Regions from separate parts of the Homo sapiens genome. Here region 2 is linked to region 1. Evidence: chromatin contacts called from ENCODE Hi-C or POLR2A ChIA-PET data. All regions are on one chromosome and are shown on one strand. The core of a region is the stretch at or near the end of the contact, and the rest is flanking DNA. Distances in the headings are between cores, read along the strand shown.

Region 1 (3,644 bases), core at 696-3,195:
GTACATATCATTCTTTGCTTTTGTTTTCAAAAATAATGCTTTGTACATATACAGACCTATAAAAGAAACCACAAAACCAACATGTGTATAATAATTTTGTAACTCTATACGTTTGTAATAATTTTGTAACTATATTTAAGCCTGATCATGTCAATCAGTAGCAAATTATTTCTTCAAAATCCTGACTAAAACTGTCTTAGACTATATTTTATTCATATTGTTTGGGTTATGGCTTTAGGCGCTTTACTATTCAACATCATCAATGTTCAAGTTGAAAACATTAATTAAAATTAATTTACAGCTTGTATTTAAATTAAGTCTACACAGTCTACCTTTAGGAAATTAAATCCCATTTTGGCTTAAGACAGATATTTAGCAGAAATTTATTACGTTTGTCTCATGAGCTTTAAAAATTTATGAATGGAAAGAAATTAATTTTAAGTAAAGTAATCTAAACTTAACTGCCTATATTTTTCAAGAAAGTTTCAGCCAGGCACGGTGGCTCACCTGTAGTCCCAGCACTTTGGGAGGCCTAGGTGGGTGGGTCATTTGAGGTCAGGAGTTCAAGACCAGCCTGGCCAACATGGTAAAACCCCATCTCTACTAAAAATACAAAAATTAGCCAGGCGGTAGTGGCACATGACTTTAATCCCCACTACTCCAGAAGCTGAGGCAGGAGAATCCCTTGAGTCTGGGAGGCAGAGATTGTAGTGAGCCTTGATCGCGCCTCTGCACTCCAGTCTGGGTGACAGAGTGAGACCCTGTCTCAAAAAAAAAAAAAGAATGAAAGAAAAAGTTTTGCTGAAAAGTCATTTTTTCTCTAAATAAGAAGAAACTACTCTTGTACACACCATATCAGTTTTTTGTCCCATAAAAATTTGTGATAAAACTTTTAGGCTGTGGTAGGCTGAATAATGGCCCCCAAAGTTGTCCACATCTTAATGCCTGGAATCTATTAATATGTTATCTTACAAGGCAAAAGAGAGTTAACAGATTGATTTGAATTTAGGGTCTTAAAATATAAAGAGTAGCTCAGATTGTCCAGGTGAGCCTAATGTAATCACAAGGGTTGTTATAGGAAAGAGCAGAAAAGCTGGGGTTGGAAGAGAGGGAGAGAGAATGATTTGAAGATGTTAAGATGCAAGATTTGAAGATGGAGGAAGAGTCCACTGCCAAGGAATGCAGGCAGCCTCTAGAAGCTGGGAAAGGCAAGGAAATTGATTCTTCTCTGCAGCCTCCAGAAGAATGCAGCCCTACTAACCCATTTTGATTTTCTAGTCTCCGGAATAGCACAATAATAAATTAGGGTTGTTTTAAGTTACTAAGTTTGTGGTAATTTGTTACAGCAGCAATTGGAAACAAATACATAGGCCTAATTGGATAAGGTGAAAGCACACACATACACACATGTACACACACACAATCAAACAGGTAATTTTTTTTAACAGGAAAGAAAAACTGAGTGTCATCTACCTACAACTACTGATTTGCTTTGTGGGGTTTATATGCTTGGTGGAGAGGGGGAACAAACAAAATGAGTAGGTTAATAGGTTGGCCAAAATAAATGGATCCCCAGGAAAACTGCATTCTCTATTCAAAAGACCATTGACAATCATTCTTGGATTATCATACCTACAAATTACTGACCCTGCTAAAGCACCACGAGCTGCAGATATGAAAATTTTTGTGCAGTTTCCCTGAGACATGAAAATTATTTGAAGGGTTCATCCAGATAAAATGATTCAAAGTGGCTATATTACACATTCACTTGCTCACGTGTTCACTGTCTACGCCCACACTCCACACAGGAGACAGCACAGTGGCAGTGTCTCCAGGAACATGAGGCTGACCCTAGAGACCAACAATAAGGAAGCCTTGTATTCCTCACTCCTACAGAGGTGTGAGCGTTTCATCTTATTTGAACACTAGCTCTCTGTTAACACTTTGTTGTTGCTGACTCATCAGGCACTGCCTTCCATGTTTGCTCATCTGTGTCATTTGCAGTTTTGAATCCAGTAGTATCTTAGTCTTTGCTCATTTACTCTCTCACACTGCAGTCTCATAGCTACTGAATCATTGTCCCTGAAAGTCCTGCTTCCCTCTACTTCCATGCCAGGTTCTGTAGCTCTGCATGTCTTTCTGGAGCAAGTTTTCTGGTTGTCCCTGTAAGAGCAGTTCTCCGTTCTGAAGCTGCATACTCAGTGATCTGTGCCAGGAGTTGGCAGTTACAGCCCAAGGCCAAATCCAGCCCACTACCTGTTTTTGTAAAGTTTTATTGGAACACAGCCATCCTCTCTTGTTTACAAGTTGTCTATGGCTGCTTTCAAACCACAACTTCAGAGCTGAGTAGTTGTGATAGAGGTCTTATGGCCTGCAAAATCTGAAATATTTACTATGTGAAATATTAAGAAAAACATTGGTGGCTTTTGCTCTATGATTTTATGGCTATCAAAAGAGGGTTTTGACCTTTATTCCATTGGAAGAGACACTTCCTTTCTGTTTAGAGTAAAAATTGAAAGTTGTTCTGGCTGGCCTGGTGGTTCACATCTGTAATCCCAGCACTGTGGGAGGCCGAGGCAGGCAGATAACTTGAGGCCAGGAGTTCAAGACCAGCCTGGCCAATATGGTGAAACCCCATCTCTACAAAAAATACAAAAAGTAACCGGGCTTGGTGGCGCACACCTGTATTCCCAGCTACTTGGGAGGCTGAGCCACAAGAATCCCTTGAGCCTGGGAGGCAGAGGTTGCGGTGAGCTGAGATCATGCCACTGCACTCCAGCCTGGGCAACACAGCAAGACTCTGTCTCGAAAAAAAAAAAGAAATAAGAAATAAGAAAATTGTTCCTTCGTGCTTGCAACACAAAATCACCTGCTGCGTAACAGTGTTACCACTATCCAACACTGTTTGTGTCTTCAGATATTATTGTTTATTCACATAATGTACAACAGCATACAGATTATTAAAAAGTGCTGTGCAAAAAGAAGATATTGTCTTACCAGAGAAAAGGAGCATTGCAGGTTTTGTGATTACCCATGAATATGTATTTTAAAAATCGGTTTTATTTTTATGATAGGAAAAAGGTTTTGTTGATTTGCAGAACTTCTGATCAAATACTTTCAGAACCTGGGTTCCAACTGTTTCCTCCACAATAGCTATTCTTGATAACGTCAATGAGAATTCTATACACAAAGCTGCTTTTCTGTAGCAAGTACCTGTGCATATGTTTTCATAATAATCGGAGCATTTTTGTAATAATTTTTAAACTTATACACAATGACATTGAATCAGTAAGACAAAGTCCTAAATCTTCTCTCTTCTCTAAGAAAACTCCCCGTATTTCAAATGCTGAAAATAGGGATTTTGTTTACTCCAGCCAGCATTATTTATAGATTGCCCAAAATTTGCATTTTTGAATGGGAATTTATAGACCTCCCATTATTTTAGCATTTAAAAAATTATCTAATAAATTCTATAGCATAAAGAACTGTTTGAGCATCAAATCCAGATTCTCATAATGGAAATTATCTGAGCATGTTTCTCTGCCTGGCAGAAGGTGGCACTAGAGTTATGCTTGCAAAACCAGTGCGAAATGTCTGCAGAGGCAGTACTTAATTGGCCAGACTTCAAACAGCGGGCTAGCATG
Region 2 (3,797 bases), core at 612-3,111, 230 kb after region 1:
TAAAGTATGACTTTTAAAGACTAGTCAGAAATCTGAGGCAGGATTTAGTTTTTGTTATAGGGAGAACAATTTAAGGACAAGTGATTCTTCCAAGCCAGGCCTCATGAGTGTGTACTACAACCACCTGGCAAATCCAGCTGCACTTGAGATAACAAGTGTATTCTATGAGTACTGTGGTGTTCTTTATTGAATGCTTTTTCTATACTCAAAGACATTTTTGGCATGTTAAAATTAAATTATTTTAAAGGTGATTAAAAATTAAATAATGGCTGGACACAGTGGCTCACGCCTGTAATCCCAGCACTTTGGGAGGCCGAGGCGGGAGAATCACCTGAGGTCAGGAGTTCAAGACCAGCCTGGCCAACATGGTGAAACCCATCTCTACTAAAAATACAAAAATTAGCCCAGTGGTGTTGGCAGGTGCCTGTAATCCCAGCTCCTTGGGAGGCTGAGGCGACAGAATTGCTTGAACCTGGGAGGCGGAGGATGCAGTGAGCCAAGATTGCGCCATTGCACTCCAGCCTGGCTGACAGAGCAAGACTCTCTCTCAATAAATAAATAAATAAATAAATAAATAAATAACATCAAGATTCTTATATCCATGCGAATGATCTCTCTAGTGCCAGGAAAGAACATTTAAAGATGTGACTAACTTGGTACCAGATCAGATCCTAGCTGAAGTTTTGGCTGAGAAATAATGAAAGTCAGGGGACTTTTCACTTTTGAATTATGGGCTAATGTTGTTAATGGACTAATGTAAAAATATATTGATAATAAAATTTTCTGTTAATTTGGTTTTTTAAAACTTTATTCTGTCTCCTAAGAGAACTATTTTGAGATTTACATATAGAAAAACTATTTCCTGCCTCTCCCTGATGTAACAGAATTGAAATACTTTAAATATGAGTTTCTTAATATTATAGTTAATATTTATGAAAGAATATTTAATTAACATACAGTATGGCTTTGTTTTTGTTTTTAATTTTTTGGGTACCTTTGTCCCCTGACTCCACTAGATATTTTCTTTAATGCACAGAGAAAGAGCCAAGTTTTTCCTTCCTGGGTCTGTGCTGTAGAATACAACAGGAATGGGCCAGGTGTGGTGGCTCACGCCTGTAATCCCAACACTTTGGGAGGCTGAGACAGGAGGATCAGTTGAGCCCAGGAGTTCAAGACCAACCTGGGCAACATAATGAGATCTCATCTCTACAAAAAAAAAAAAAATTAAAGTATAAAAAAGAAAGAAAACAGGAATGATGGTATTTAATTTATGTCTTTAAATGGTCTTCCTCTGATTATTCCATAGGTCCACTGGAAAGGAGTTTGCCCTAAAGATTATAGACAAAGCCAAATGTTGTGGAAAGGTATAGTATGCATAACCCCTAGTTCTGAAAGAAACTAGAGTAACTTGGTGAGGTGTTTACTGTGATGAAGGAATTTAAGTGGGGACTTGACACAACTATCACAGCAGGAGTAGAGACCAGTAATAGTGGGAAAAACAGTTAAGCGGTTTTATTCCTGCTATTTTTCAGAAACTTTAATCCTAAAACAGTAAATTGATTTGATCTTGGTCCTAACTAGAAAACGTAGATTCTTTTCTCTGGGAGATACCTATTTTAACACCCAACAATACTCAAAAGGTGCGTCAAGAACTCTGAGGGACCTGGGACTTTACTTGCAAGCTAACAAAGCCTTCCAGCTTCATACAGGCCAGCAGAACACAAGATTTCTGAGTCAGAGACAAAAGGATTTGTTATTCCTGACACAGCAGGTAGCATGAGCTTCATGCTTGCATTGGTTCCCCTTAACTCCCAAGTCCCATAGTGGTGAGGCTGAGGAGCCCAGCTGGATGATTTACACACAGTGGGTTTATGTCATAGCTGGGGAACTCTGAGCTTAGGAAACCCTCAGTCTTAGGAGGAGGTGCTAGCAATGCTGCCCAGTCTTTGCCTCAGAGGAGAATATTATTTTCATTATCCTGGTCAGGAAACACATCTGCCGTTTGCCCGTAAGGGAGACTCATCTTTGTGTTCCAAGGGTGTTTCCTGGACAAACATCCTTGGAAAGATAGTTTGGAACAGAAGCTGATGCATCATGAGCAGAAATGCTGTGAAGAATCATCTCCTCAATAAGATAAACTTTTTTCCTTCTGTCCCACTCTCTAACTGGGGTTGGGAAAAGATCAACCAATAAAATGCTGCTGCAGTTACTGATACTTTAACTATGTTTGAAAAAATAAATATTCCGTTGCAGCAATGACAAAGACCTTTTTAGATTCCATTGTGGTAACACATCAATTAAGAGAACAAGCTGTAGAGCTACATCGTTCAACACCAGAGCTACCAGTCACGTACAGCTACAAAGCACTTGAATGTAGCGAGTCTGGATTGAAATAGGCTGCTAAGTATAAAATACACACCAGATTTTGAAGACTTAGTACTAAAAAAAGAATGTGAAATACCTCATTAATATCTTTGTATATGATCACATGTTGAAATGAAAATATTTGGATATATTAAGTTATAATTTTAAAAACCTTGCTTTTTAATGTGGTTCTTGGTTAGAATTACGTATATGGATCATGGTGTATATTTATGCTGGACACTGCTGCTCTAGAGCCAGATTCTATAAAGTGTATTCCTGGCCCTGCCTCTTCTTGGAAAATTTATTTAACCCCTCTATTTCTTCCTTTAAAATGTGGTTATTATCGACACCTAGAACATAAGATTATTGTGAAAATTGGTTGAATTAAGCCATGGAAAACAGAGAAGTGCTAGTATATAATAAGAATTCAACACATGTTAACTGCTAACATTATTAATATGCCAGAGGAGTTTAGAATTTATAATTAGCAGGATTTGATCTGATAGTTGTCATTTTATAGTTATGGAACCCCTAAACTGGTCTTCATTGGACTTCTACAAAATAGTGTATTTTTAACAGGAAATGTAAAATATTCTGCTCGAATGGTTTAGAAAAATCTTCTCAGAACTCCAGAATGGAAAATCCAGGAGGCAAATTTGTCATTTACTTTTTTTTTTTTTTTTAACCACACTGTGATAATTACTGAAGCATAGACTGCATAGACTGTGCAAAATGCCCCTTTTCCTTTGAATAAGGTTTTCTTTTGCTTAATTTTCTTTAAATAATTTGATATGCTTTTACTTATTGTTCTAGCGATATTACTAATGTTTTTCACTGTAATAGCCTTTTCTCCATACATGTAAGGGTTCTGCTTTCGATGTGGTGGTGTGTGATTTAAGCAGAACGTATCATAATTTGGTGAGCCAGGTTCTGTAGAACTACATTAAAAATTTTTTCAAAACAGTAAAAAAAAAATAAAAAGGTGCTATGGTAAGGATATGGTTTACGTGATTAAAATTTAAACAGCTGTTTCCATGGTTGGAAAAAAAAGGTCTTTGTATGCAAAAAATTTACACTAAGGGCTGAGGCAAATGGATAAGTCAGTTCTAACATTTGAATCTTATTTTTTCTAGTCTGTGAATGTCATTCTATTTTTATAATGCATGATCAAATATTTTTCCACTTTTACATTTTGCTTATCTAAACAACTATTTCCACATTAAGACTATACAAAATTATAATTTTAAAACTTGATTAGTTACAAATAAGTTGATTTTTCCCATTACATTTTATTTTTAGAAAAAAATTATATAGAGAATTTTTGTTAATTTGAGGGGGTGGTATTCAGTCACTGTTTTGGAGTGTTGGCCACCTCTGCTATATACAGAAAATTAATAATGCTGAAAATAATATCTGCTATTTGTTAAAATGTA

The links. Hi-C counts contacts between places; a loop is a spot of excess contacts on that map. ChIA-PET counts read pairs that join two places held with the same protein, here RNA polymerase II (POLR2A). Pooled maps may share reads with other maps.
Region 2: a loop to region 1 is called in a map of right cardiac atrium, with 4 times the contacts of the local background. The contact joins two enhancer-like sites. A Hi-C loop is called at or near these places in 43 of 168 maps with a recorded cell type or tissue (A673, CD14-positive monocyte, Caco-2 and 31 more), 2 of 37 single-sample maps with no recorded cell type and 13 of 50 pooled maps. POLR2A ChIA-PET finds 5 or more read pairs at or near these places in 5 of 52 experiments (A673, AG04449, AG04450 and 2 more).

The regions. Positions count from the first base shown.
Region 1 is chr4:149,996,111-149,999,754 of GRCh38, forward strand. No RefSeq gene overlaps it. Among named protein-coding and RNA genes, the nearest start is that of DCLK2, 81 kb to the right of the region's middle. Within about 2 kb of position 1,946, at least 3 of the 41 ENCODE cell types and tissues checked have a DNase peak (open chromatin) inside an H3K27ac peak, as active enhancers do.
Region 2 is chr4:150,223,195-150,226,991 of GRCh38, forward strand. It overlaps DCLK2 (doublecortin like kinase 2), which reads left to right. Exons shown (of 16, transcript NM_001040260.4): 8 at 1,307-1,364. Among named protein-coding and RNA genes, the nearest start is that of DCLK2, 150 kb to the left of the region's middle. Within about 2 kb of position 1,862, at least 2 of the 41 ENCODE cell types and tissues checked have a DNase peak (open chromatin) inside an H3K27ac peak, as active enhancers do.